Linked DNA regions of Homo sapiens: all the other regions are linked to region 1. Evidence: read pairs that join two places in POLR2A ChIA-PET (ENCODE). Cell type or tissue: MCF 10A. All regions are shown on one strand.

Region 1 (4,000 bases):
TAGCTTATTTAATGCTGACAGCAACCCTAGGAGAAAGTGCCATTGCTGTCTCTCTTTGACAGGTGGGGAAACTGAGGGCTGGAGAGGTTGAGAGATGTCCCCACCCAGGTGATATGGCTGATGGTGAGAGAAGAGGTCTGAGCATCAGTGCCTCTGCCCTTGACTGCATGAGAGGAGCTGGGGGCTCCAGCAGTGGAGGCAGGTGGGGACAGGGGCACCTGCACTGCCAGGTGGAGCTCTGTTCCCTCTCCATTCCCATCATGCATGAAATATTCACAGCTGACACCCACCGACAGCCAAGGTGTGTCAGAACTATTTCTCTTCCAGTTTCCCTTAGACCTAAGAAACACCCTTTGGATCCTAGCAGTCATTGCTAAGCCTGTGTCTTCCAAGTAGAGAAGTAAAAAGGAGAAACAGCAGAGAAAAATTGGGGCTGAGATGGGTTCTAAACAGAAATCTACTGTCCTGGGAACATTTTGGAGTCTGTCTTCATGGGAAGGGGAGTGGTGAAGTGAACAACAGGTGCACCTGAGGGACTGGGGAACGCTTGACCATGGATCAAGGGGCGCTGCATTTTAAAAGAGGACAGAGAGGGGAGGGAGGAGGCTTAGTCTGCTGTGGCTGCTGTGACAAAATACCATGGGCTGGGCAGCTGAAACAGCAGAAATGTATTCCTTGCAGTCCTGGAGGCTGGAAGTCTGAGATCAAAGGGCTGGCCAGTTTGGTTTTTGATAAGGGCTCACTTTTTGGCTTGCAAACAGCTGCCTCTCTGTCCTTAAATGATGAAGACGGGCAGCAGGGTGCAGGGGAGTGTGGAGAGAGAGAGAGAGCGCTCCACCTCTGGCGTCTCTTCCTGCAAGGACACTCATCCTTTTGGATCAGGGCTCCACCCTCACAACCTCATTTAATCTTAATTACTTCCTTACTCCACATACAGCCACACTTGGGGTTAGGGCTTCAACATATGAATTTGGGGGAGCACAATCTAGTTCATAGCATGAGGGAGTTGGGAAGGTGACATTTGAGGCATCCTTAGGGGAGAGTTTGTGGGTGGGGAGAAGCCTTCCTGGAGTCCATCGGAGAGATTCCCTTCTCTGACACCCACAGTGTGCCTCAGTTTCTTCATCTATAAAGTGAAATTATACAACTTCCTCATAGGGCTCCTATGAGATGATAATGAGAAAATCTATCTTGAATGCTCAGCACAGGGTCTAGCACACAGGAGGTATTTCTCTTCTTAGTTAGCAGGGTGGGGTGGGGTCTATTGCCCACCACTTGGCAACAGCTGGGCTTGCGACTTACTTCGAGCAATGGAATGTGTGGAAGGGACACTGAATTTCAGAGCTGGGGCCCCCAGGTGCCTCGCAGCCCCCCACCCGTCACCTCTCTTGGTATCCTGTGAATAAGCATGAGCTAGCCTGTTGGGTCATGAGAGTGAGGCAGAGGAGAGTGAGGAGACATAGGAGTTGGAATATTCTAGACCATCCAGGTGCCACCTGGTCACCGACTTTTGGGGGAGCCCAGCAAATATCAGCAAATATCCTGGCCCAGACTAGGAACATCACCCAGCTGACCAACGGAATTATGAGCTAAAAAAATGATTGTGGCTATAAGTGACTACATTTTGGAGTGTTTTGTTTTTAAGCCCAGCAAAAGCTAAGTGGTAGCTGTATTATCTGTCCATCTGGCTGTTGTGTGTCTATATTGTAAATGGCAAAGATCTTGGCAGACATGAGGGATTTTGTCTTTCTTGTTAAACTGGAAGATGACCTCTGAGTTGCTGTTGAGGGGTACAACATCAGAACTGCCCTACGGCCTTGTTTTTTCTTTTCCTTTCAATATTTAATTATGTGAATGAAAAAATTATACAGATAACCTGTGTACATGTTCTCTGTGCAAAAACCCGAGTCAAGGCTCTTTTGACCATGTCCACCTCCCAGTCCTCTCCCCAGGGTAATCCTGGGTCCCACTTTCTCCCTGTGCATTTCTATCTGTGGACGCACAGACACTGCAAAGCAGAGTTTTCCATCTTCTAAATGGCATTACGTCAATATTTTTCAACCATTTGCACTTTTGCCCAGTGATTACATTTTGGAGAACCTTTATCTAGATGAGGGCAGCCTCTCCGCTGATGTGTGTCAGCTCTCCCGCCCTAGGCCTGGCACACAGCACACTCTCAATGAGTTGTTGCTGAGGGAACGCCTGAAAGAAAGAACGCACGTGGGCAGTGACATTGTCATCCCGCCCAGCTTGCAGCCTGCTCTGGCACAGCCTCCTTACGGTCTCCACACCCATGACTCCGAGGTGAGTCCTGGTGGCCCCGCCTAGAGCTCCAGGGAGGACTACCCCGCACATGGCCCTGGCATCTCACAGGAGGATGGGAAGAGGAACTTTGAAGGCCATGGTCATTGCCATGGACACGAAGCTTACTCTGCTTGCACAGAGTAAGCGGGGGGGCGGGGGGATAGGCTTCAGTAATTTGGGGGAGGGGTGTCTGAGGTGGGGGCAGCTCCCTTTTGGAGGATCAAAGTGCATGCGCTCCAGCCTCCTCCTCTGTGCTCCAGAGCCTTGCCCAGGTCTCAGAGGGGAGGGCGGGTTTCTCAGCTGCTCTGGTTTATATCCACACACAGATGGGGCCTTGTGTGAAGTCTCAGTACAGACGGTTTCTGGGGCAAGGCTCTGTCTAAGAGATCTGAAAAACGGGAGCCTGAAGTCCCAGGAGCTCCCGGTGCGTCCCCGCTGCTCGTTGCTCTCCAGCCCATTAGACTCACCTACCAGCCAGATCAGGCCATTCCTCACCGCACAGCTAAATGCCAAGCAGCCTGTCTTCTGCCTGGAGCGCATTTTCTGTAACATCAGTCACATTGTGGGCTAGGAGTCCGAAGGACACAGGTGACTTGGGGATTCTCCTCCTGCCTTTCTTTCTTTCTTCCTTCCTCCCCTCCATCCTCCAAACATGATATTTTGAGGTGCAGTGATAAGCCAGGCAGTGTGGCAGGCACTGAGGATTTCAGGGACCTGAGTCAAGTAGAAGGGTCCCTGCCCTCCTGGAGCTTACGATCTAGTTGGGGACAAATATGTAGCTGGAAGGTAGTGAAGGCCTATGAGAAAGACACAGGAGCAGTGACCCCAACAAAGTGGGTTGGTCCGGGCCCCAGGGCAGGGCGAGCCATGGCAAACCAGAGGAAGAAGATGCTGGGTGGGGGGTCAGCATGGGGCGGGCCCTGAGACCAGGCAGAATCTAAAGAGAACAAGGCCGTCCTGTACTGGGGAGCAGGATCAAGTACCATGGGGCAGGCTCTCTCCACACTGACAGCTGAGTAGGGTGACCAACCCTCTCAGATTGCCCAGGACCTAAGGGCTTCCCTGGACACGGGGCTTTCAGTGCTAAAACCAGGAAAGTCCTGGGCAAACAGGGATGAGTTGGTCACCCTGGGGCTGGGTCACTGGGCGAAGCCTCCCAGAGGAGAGACGAGCTGTAGCTGGGCCCGGAATGTGGTGCGGGCTGAAGCAGCCCAGGGAAAGGCTGTGGGCGGGGTGACTGCATCCCTGCCTGGTTTATTACTGCAGGGAATGATCTGGCCAGCTGGCCACCCACTACCAGCCCGAGATGAACTTTTGCTTTCACCGCTGGCTGCACTCGAAACCAATGACGCAAGCCGAGGCATGTAAATAATGACTTCACGGCCACCTGGCCTGCCTCCCGTGGTTGGGCAAGTCTGGAAGGGGCCGAGGATGCAATGACTGTAATCTCCACCATATGGTCTCCTTCCCTTCCTCACGTGGTCAGAGGTCACTCCTCGTTTCCCCCAGGAGGTTCCTGGGGCCGGAAAGAGGCAGGAGGTGGATAGGGGCAGAGGTTCGGAAGCCCCAGTATTGACCGAGTGGCAGTGGCTCCCACTTACTGAGCTCCAAGCTGTGCCCCAGGGACCGGATGCTTAGAGGCCTCATCTCAGTTCATCCCTACAGTGATCCTCTAGGGGAGGTGCTTGTGGTAGAG
Region 2 (4,000 bases), 72 kb before region 1:
ACACATCCTAGAAATTCCCCTCAACACGCCTTTTACTGCTCGCTGCTGTCCAAAGTGATTTCTCTCTTCCCTGAAGTCCCACAAACCTTACGGTGTGTATTATCCAATTTACTAAATGGCTTATTTATCCTTTAATGTTCTTTAATTTGTAATGGCTCAGATTTGAAGTGCTTTTTATGGGCTACTGATGTCACATATTTCATTTAAATGGCACAGCATGCCTTACGAGGTAAGTAGCTGTCAGATTAAGCTGGGCTGCAGCAACAAATACATCCTGATACCTTTAAGCAGCATGGGTTTATTTCTTGTTCACATCATAGGCCACTTGGCTCCCTCTCCAGGGTCTGACATGGGGACCCAGATCTGTTCCATCCTGGGTCCTGCTGGTGGCTCTTCCATCTCATGGTTTCCTGAATGCCTTAGTGCAACTCAATAGCATGGGGGCCCTGGAGGGTAAGGAGGGAAATTGGAGGACCATTGGTGGGAGATTCTATGAGCCAAGCACAAAAGCGGCATACATCACTTCCTCCTACATCCCATTGGCCAGAAGAGCGTCATGTGGCCTCATCTAGCTGCAAAGGAGGCTGGGAAATATAGTTTAACAATATGTTCACAAAGAGGAGAAAATTGATATTGGCTCCAGTAAGAGTGTGGTTATTTCTGAGATGAGAAATAGGGGCTCAGCAAGGTGAAATGAATGGCCCAAGGTCACAGAGCCAGAAAGTGGGGATGCTGGAACCTGACTTCAGGGGTCAAAACATAGCAAAGTATAAACAGCAAAATATTACCTGAAAATGACAGGATATAAAACAGTATGCAATTTCATCCCACTTACATTACTTTTTACATTCACACACTTGCCTAGCAGACTGGAAGAAAATACACCCAGTGTCATTGGGCTATATCTGGTTGTTTGGACTATATGTGACTAATCTTGTCATCATGTTTTCAAAGTTTTCTACAATGAGAAAACAGGTGTCATTACTTTCTAAAATTGGTTGACTGATTTTCTTAAAGCTAAATTATTTATTTCCATAAAGCCCTGTCACAGGGCCAAAAAAGTTGCCCAGTGGGGCAGGTGATAATCACATTCTTCCTAATAGTAATAATTTCTTTCGTTTATGATTTCAGTTCTTTATAGTGTTCAGTGGACTCTTGCATATTTCATTGGTTCTTTTATTTATTCTATTCTCCATCAGCTCTGATCCCACCTCCTTTCTGCCAAGTGCTGGCAAGGCTCTGGATGGCGCAGAGGGGAGACAGATCCTGGATCATGCATTTGTGTATCCCTGAATTCAGGAATAAAGTCAGGAGTGAATTGATGGAGTGCCTTCCTGGTGGGCCCAGGCTATGAAGGGCTTCGCACATCATGCCGTGGGGTCTGGGTGGCTTCCTGTTGGCCTAGGTGTGCGCTGGAACAGAGTCAGAAGCTCACTGAGGTGAGGGATGGTTGTAGCTGGGTGAACATGAAGTTGAGGGCTCCGGAAGACATCTGGGGAAGGCCGCTGAAGCCCAGGACATGCCAGGGGTCTAGAGACCAAGGTCTGATCTGAGACCAGACTGTGTCCAACCCAGGGCTCTGTCTGGAACTTCATTTCTTAGCCACCAGATGGCCTGGCTGCTGGGACTTTCCCGCTGTGCCATCTTCAAGCACATGGAAGGGCTCTACCTGCACGGGTGGGTCTAGAGCCCTGTGGGTTTCCCCCAGCTGCAACTTTGGAGCAGGCCGGGAACTCTGCAGGCAAACAACTTGCTTGGATTTATCATTTGTGTTGCTCAGCATCTGGGAGCATAAACAAGGCCATGGGTGCCAGCTGTGGTTACCTCTTAGCAAGGATCAGGATGTCTGTGCAAAACCTGTCACCCTGACTCGCTGTGAGTGGGTGTGGGGCATGCACACGTGCACCCATGCACACACATATCACACACAAACACACTCACACTGCTACAGCGCAATTGAATTCCTTGCCCCAAATGCAGAGCTGCTTTGTATGTCTCCCTTCTCTGCATTCCTGGTGTCAGGGAGCTTCCATTTTTTGCTGAAATCAATTTAGGAGCAAGAAAAAAAATGAATGTGGAAAGTGTAGCTGCATTTCCAAACTGCTTTTGTCAGGGGAACAGGGTCTGGCTCTGTCACCCAGGCTGGAGTGCAGTGGAGCGATCATACCTCACTGCAATCTCGACCTCTTTCCTCAGTCTCCTTAGTATCTGGGACTACAGGCAAGAGCCAACATGCCTGGCTAATTTTTTTTTTTTAAATTATTTGTAGAGATGAGGTCTGGCCATGTTACCCAGGCTGGAACATAAACTTTAAAAAATTTTGTAAGCAACCAAAGCCTTTTTCCAACAAAATCTTAGATTGATAAAAACAAAGTTGCTCAGGTTGAAGCCAGGTAGGGCCCAGAGCCCTGGTCACTGGGCAGCCCCCCTCATCCCCCAGTGTTGTTTAAGAAATTCTGGAAAAACACAGATGAGAAAGGACAGGCACTGGCAGAGGAGCTCTCGGAAGGAACGCCCTGGGCTCAAAGATCTGCTCAGGGTCCTGGCTCTGCCGCGATTTGTGTGTGGGTGGAGCAGGGTACGCCCCACCCTCTCAGGACCTGAGCTTCCCCTCCGTGTACTGAACTTGTGATGAAGCCTGGCATGTGAGCGGCCTCAGGAAACCCCCCTCCCCTGCCTGTTTCTCTGTTAAACCCAAGTGCTCTCTGAGTCGGTTTCTAATATTGTGATTTCATGGTGGAAGCCTCATCACTGATAAAATAGGACACTATAAAAAGTTAAGCAATATTTAGGGATAATGTACTGGCCTTCCAGAAGAACTGCAGTGGCTATTTGCACGCTCACCTCCTCCTAAACTCTGCCTTCAAGCTTAAGCCGTTATGCACTTTTGGTCTTCAAAGCTATCTTAGGAAACTTGGGACAAAGCAGAGTAAGAAGGGACTTTTGACTCACATGCATCTGTGTTAACTCTTTCAAGGCCAAGACTGCCATTTTCAAAAATTCAATTGAGATAGAGCTGGAAGGGACCTTTTTTACATTTTACAGATTGGGCAACTGAGGCCCAAGGGGAGGGGGGTCAAGTTAGTGGCAGAGCCAGCAGGTGCTCCGAGGGCTCCTGACTCTGTATGGTGCAGAGAGTTTAAGAGCAAAGGCTTCAAAGTGAAAAAGACCCGCCATGGAATCCTAGCTCAGCCAACTAAAAACCAGGAGATGGTGGGCAAGTTATTTAAACTCATTGAACTTCATTTTTATCCTTTGATCAGTGAGAGTAATTCCCAGTTCGTAAGGCTAATGTTGGAATTAACTAAGATGATGGTTATAAAGTGCTTGGCCTAGTGCCAAGCCCAAGAAAAGTGCTGGAAAATGTCAACTGTGGTATTATCACCCCCATTGTCTAGATTAGGAAATCAAGGCTCAGGAAGGTTCAGCTCCTTGCTGTGGCGTGATCCCGGAGTTTGTACCCCTGACCACGACACCACATTGTTTTCGCAGAGGGACAAAACTGCTTTCCAAATTTCTTTCAATAAGAGCATTGTATGTCTTGGAAATAAATTCCTGGACAGGCACTTGGAATGGAAGCTGAGCCCCCAGGGCCTGCGTGTGGGCAGAAACATCCTCCTTCAGACCACGGGAGATGCTGACTACTCTGATGTGTGTGAGCATGTGTGTGTGTGTGTGTGTGTGTGTGTGCACATGCACTCACGCTGAGGTCAGTGGGGTGAGAAAAAGAGAGGAACGGTGAGCCCCAGCTTGGCAGAGAGCAATGCACGCACACTGCCCCTCTTCCTCCTGCTCCTCTGTGCCTTAAATTGCTCAACTCACAAAATTTGGCAGCTGAAGCAAAGCCTGAGCTTCACGTTCAGAGAGCTGAGGCCAGGAAACAGTCAGTCCCTCCGGGATACAGGAGTGCAGCGCTGGAGATTCAAGCTGTCAAACAGCCAGAAAAATCATTTTGAGGGTTGGAGGGTGGGGTGGGGAGGAATCCTTGGGAGGCTCAGTG
Region 3 (4,000 bases), 80 kb before region 1:
GATCATAGGGAGTGTGTCAGTTACCCACGGCTGCCACAACAAAGTACCATAAATGGAGCGGCTTAAACGACAGGAATTGATTGTCTCACAGTGTTGGAGACTAACAGTCTGACATTAAGGTGTGGGCAGGGCCGGGAACCCTGTGAAGGCTCTAGGGGGAATCTGTTCCAGGCCTCTCTGTAGCTTCTGGTAACTCCTTAGCTGTGGCAGCAGAACTCCTGTCTGCACATCGCATTCTCCCTGTGTGTGCGCATCCGTGTCCAAGTTACTCCCTTTTATATAAGAACACATTGGATTAGGGCCACCCCAATGATCTCCTTTCAACTTGATTGTCTGCAAAGACTCTATTTCCAAATAAGGTCATGTCCACAGCTACTGGGGGTTACAACATCAACTCCTTTTTGGGGGACACTATTTACCCCATAAAAGGAGATTCCAGGAGCAGGGGTTGGGGTGAGCTGAGTGTTGGGATGGGATGTGGGAAGGTATCTATTCATACATAAGGAAGTATGTTGGTATTTAATATCCAGTGTGTACTGGCTAAATCTTTCCTCTGCTAGTCCTGGAACTCTCCTCGTTACTTTTTTTTTTTTTTTTTTAAGATGGAGTCTTGCTTAATCACCCAGGCTGGAGTGCAGTGGTGAGATCTTGGCTCACTGCAACCTCCACTTCCTGGGTTCAAGCAATTCTCCTGCCTCAGCCTCCTGAGTAGCTGGGATTACAGGCACCTGCCACCACGCCCGGCTAATTTTTGTATTTTCAGTAGAGACAGGGTTTCACCATGTTGGCCAGGCTGGTCTTAAACTCCTGGCCTCAAGTAATCCACCTGCTTCATCACTCTTCCCTGCATCTGGCAACACCCATTTATCATTCAGGCCCCAGCTTAACCGTCGGTGCCCCACAGAACCTTCTCTGGAAGCTCAGCCTGCAGGGGCTTGTTGCCCTGCCATGTGTATCCACTGCGCCTGTACCTCCCTGTCTTACTTTGTGTCTGCCAAGAGATTACTCCCCTTCCCTGGGCACCTGGAGCTGAGCAGGTGCTCAGTGATTATTTGGATGGATGTCTTTTCTCCCTCCCATGGAGTCCTGGAGGCAGCGATCTCATCTTCTATACATCACTGTCTCCAATCCTGTGGTCACTTGAGAAAGGTGGATGAGTAAAAAAATGATTTTATGTGTGCATGGTTACCCAGTCAGCCAGTATCAGGCATATGAAAACCTTGCTTGGATTTTCACTCTGATGGATGGAATGGAACGCGTAGATAAGCAGGTACAGGACTTTTGTGGTTTTGGTTTTGGAGTTTTGCTGTGCAAAAAACGTCTGGCCTCTTGCACTCCAGAGTGAGAAGAAATGAATGAGCTCCATGCAGATGGGTGACCTTGGGCAGGCCACAGAGGCCTGGAAAGTCCCCCAGGGAATCCGGGCTCTCTAGACAGCTAGTGGATGCCTGAGGGCTGTGCCTGCTGGGCAGGGTCCCTGCAAGAGGCAGTTAAGAACAATGACTTGTTTGGAGAAAGGCCCCACTGGGGCATGGGTTTCCTCCGGGTGTTTGGGAAGCTCCACCAGCACAGCTGTAATCTTGCCAGCAGTTCAAAAGGGTTGGGAAGCTCAGGCCTGGGTTTGCATTCTGCCCTTCTGTGGACCCTGGAAGGGAGGACACCTTTCATGTTCCTTCACCAGGAGCGACCTCACATAAGAGGAGGGCTGATGGGGCACCACATGCCACAGCTGGGAGCCTCCTAATCCTGGGGGCGGCCAGTTCCAACCATCACCCTGATTGTCTCATCTTCCATAGCCGGGTCCCCTGGCCACTTTGGCTCAAGTGACACTTCTCCCAGAGAAGCCTGCCTGACCGCCCAATCGGAAGTAGCCCACAACACATACACATATGCACACACACAGAAACACACGTCGCACATACCAGCGCACACGCACCAACACAGACCACACACAACACACACATACACATCACACAGATAAACCACACACAATGTGCACACCAATGCAAACTCCACCAACATACACATCACACAAACACACGTACACACCCCATGGATGCTACGCACGCAGACACACACATGCACGGAGGCTTTGACCTCTATCTCTTTACCATTGTTTGTCTTCCTCGTAGCCCTACCACTGTCCTGCTTTTGAGGGCCATGGGTTTACTCGCTCACTGGAGGTGCTCCTTCACTAGAACGTAAACTCCAAGACATCAAGGACCTTGCCTATCTCGTTCACCAGTGGACTCTGAGCTTTTAGAGCAGTGTCTGGTGCATAGTAGATGCAGTGGGCTATCTCCTAGAATGAGTATGGACTTTTGGTGGCCCCTGGCCTGCCAGGCATCACCACTATGCTCACTGCTGCCCTAAGCTATCTTACAACAGACAAAGTAGTCCATTCCCAGCTCGGAAATAAAAGCCTTAAATTGCACATGAAGCTTCTGAGAGGTTAAGAAACAGCCTCTTGGGTGTTTGTGGCATTCTCAAATCCACTTGCAGACACAGTGGTGCTAAGATCAGATGTTGTGGAGTCTCAGAGGTGCTGTGTGTCCATCTCATCCAGCCCAGAGGCTGCTAACCCAGGGCATAGCCCGTGTGACCCTGAGGAGGAGCTGACTGAACTTGGATGGGCTCTCTCTGTCCTGGAAGCTTTCTGGGGTCCATGTCAGCCAAACCTCCAGAACTCGGGGTGCTGACACCCAAGCCCTCTGAAGCATGGTGAAGAGAGGTCCCCTGTGGTCCCAGAATGGCAGGCAGGGCAGCAGCCAGGGAGGTGGACTGCCTGGTCCAAATTCTGCCTCTGCCTCTGCTGCAGATCTCAAGGTACTTAGCTTGATTTTTCGTCTGTTCAATGCAGCTGCAACAGAACCTATCTGCTAGGCTTGTGCCAGGATTCAACAAGCTAATGCATGCACAGTGCCTGCATGCATCTCTCAGGAACTATTATTCTGGGTTCTAGGCAATTGATCCATGACCATGGGTAGGAGGAAGCTTCCAGAACTGCCTTCCTGCATCTTTGGAGGAGAATGTGGCATACTTGAGTCAGGTTAGTAAAGGCTGAAAATAGAGGCAGCTACGTGCCCTGTGTAATGTCCAGATCCTGGCACTACAGGGACGTTGCTCCCTTCCCTGCCCCCGCCTCCCCAAGGTCACTCTGGGTCCCACCACATCTCCTTAATATTGTGCTCATTTAGTGCCTCCTCATTACTCATGAGGGCAACAACATCAGGACAGCTCAAGGCTTTTCGTTCTCTGTGGCTCCAGGTCATGGGAGTTCATGCCTGGCCCTGGGGCTTGGCCACTGACTGGGGAGGCTTTTGCCTGGACCGGGACCCACACAAAGATATAGTCTAGGGGCATGTTTTAAAAAACCATGGAGCCAGCCAGGAAGATTTTACCTCCTCACCTGCCTACCAATAATAATACAAGATTATCAGCTATGAGTCAGCCTCTCCTATTCCTTAGAACTTGGCTTAAGTCTTCTTATAATAGTTATTTAATCCTCAAACACAACTGTGAAATAGGTATTACCAGTCCCATCTTATATATGGGGAAACTGAGGCTCAGAGAGGAGCAGTGACTTGCCTCAGGTTACACAACTGAGAGACAGAAGGGTCAGCTCTTGCGGGCAGGTCCCCTATCTCAGCGCCCACCCAGGCTCTTCACATTCCCTCCTCCCCTGACCTGGGACAATACCTGAGTCTCTGGTTATGCTCTGGGCAGATGGCACCGTAAGAAACCAGCCGAGTGAGGGGTCAGAGGGAGACTGGCTCAGTGAATGTGCGCGGGGCCAACACACTGGGCAATGGCTTCCACTGGCAATGACAGACCAGTGGGGGAGAGGATTGAGGCCCGGTTGACATTGTGCCTCTGACTCAGGCATGAAATTCCCCACGAGGTCGGGGAGCTGGAAAAACACCAGTGTTGTGGGAAAAACATTGGGAGGGCCGCGTGCATACAGCCAGATGGTTTCCATCTTGGCAATGATGGAACTTGG

What was found. Peaks named below come from ENCODE experiments on the same cell type or tissue, not always from the same donor. Only the 100,000 strongest peaks of a DNase experiment are listed, where the experiment ranks them.
Region 2: POLR2A ChIA-PET joins it to region 1 with 5 read pairs; 3 of 35 experiments call an interaction of 5 or more read pairs at or near these places.
Region 3: POLR2A ChIA-PET joins it to region 1 with 5 read pairs; 3 of 35 experiments call an interaction of 5 or more read pairs at or near these places.

What each region holds. Positions count from the first base shown.
Region 1 is chr14:96,104,476-96,108,475 of GRCh38, reverse strand. No RefSeq gene overlaps it. Among named protein-coding and RNA genes, the nearest start is that of C14orf132, 67 kb to the right of the region's middle. In MCF 10A, no CTCF peak of the experiment used is centred here; DNase peaks (open chromatin) are centred at 2,245 and 3,655.
Region 2 is chr14:96,176,750-96,180,749 of GRCh38, reverse strand. No RefSeq gene overlaps it. Among named protein-coding and RNA genes, the nearest start is that of BDKRB2, 26 kb to the left of the region's middle. In MCF 10A, no CTCF peak of the experiment used is centred here; a DNase peak (open chromatin) is centred at 3,829.
Region 3 is chr14:96,184,877-96,188,876 of GRCh38, reverse strand. No RefSeq gene overlaps it. Among named protein-coding and RNA genes, the nearest start is that of BDKRB2, 18 kb to the left of the region's middle. In MCF 10A, no CTCF peak of the experiment used is centred here; no DNase peak of the experiment used is centred here.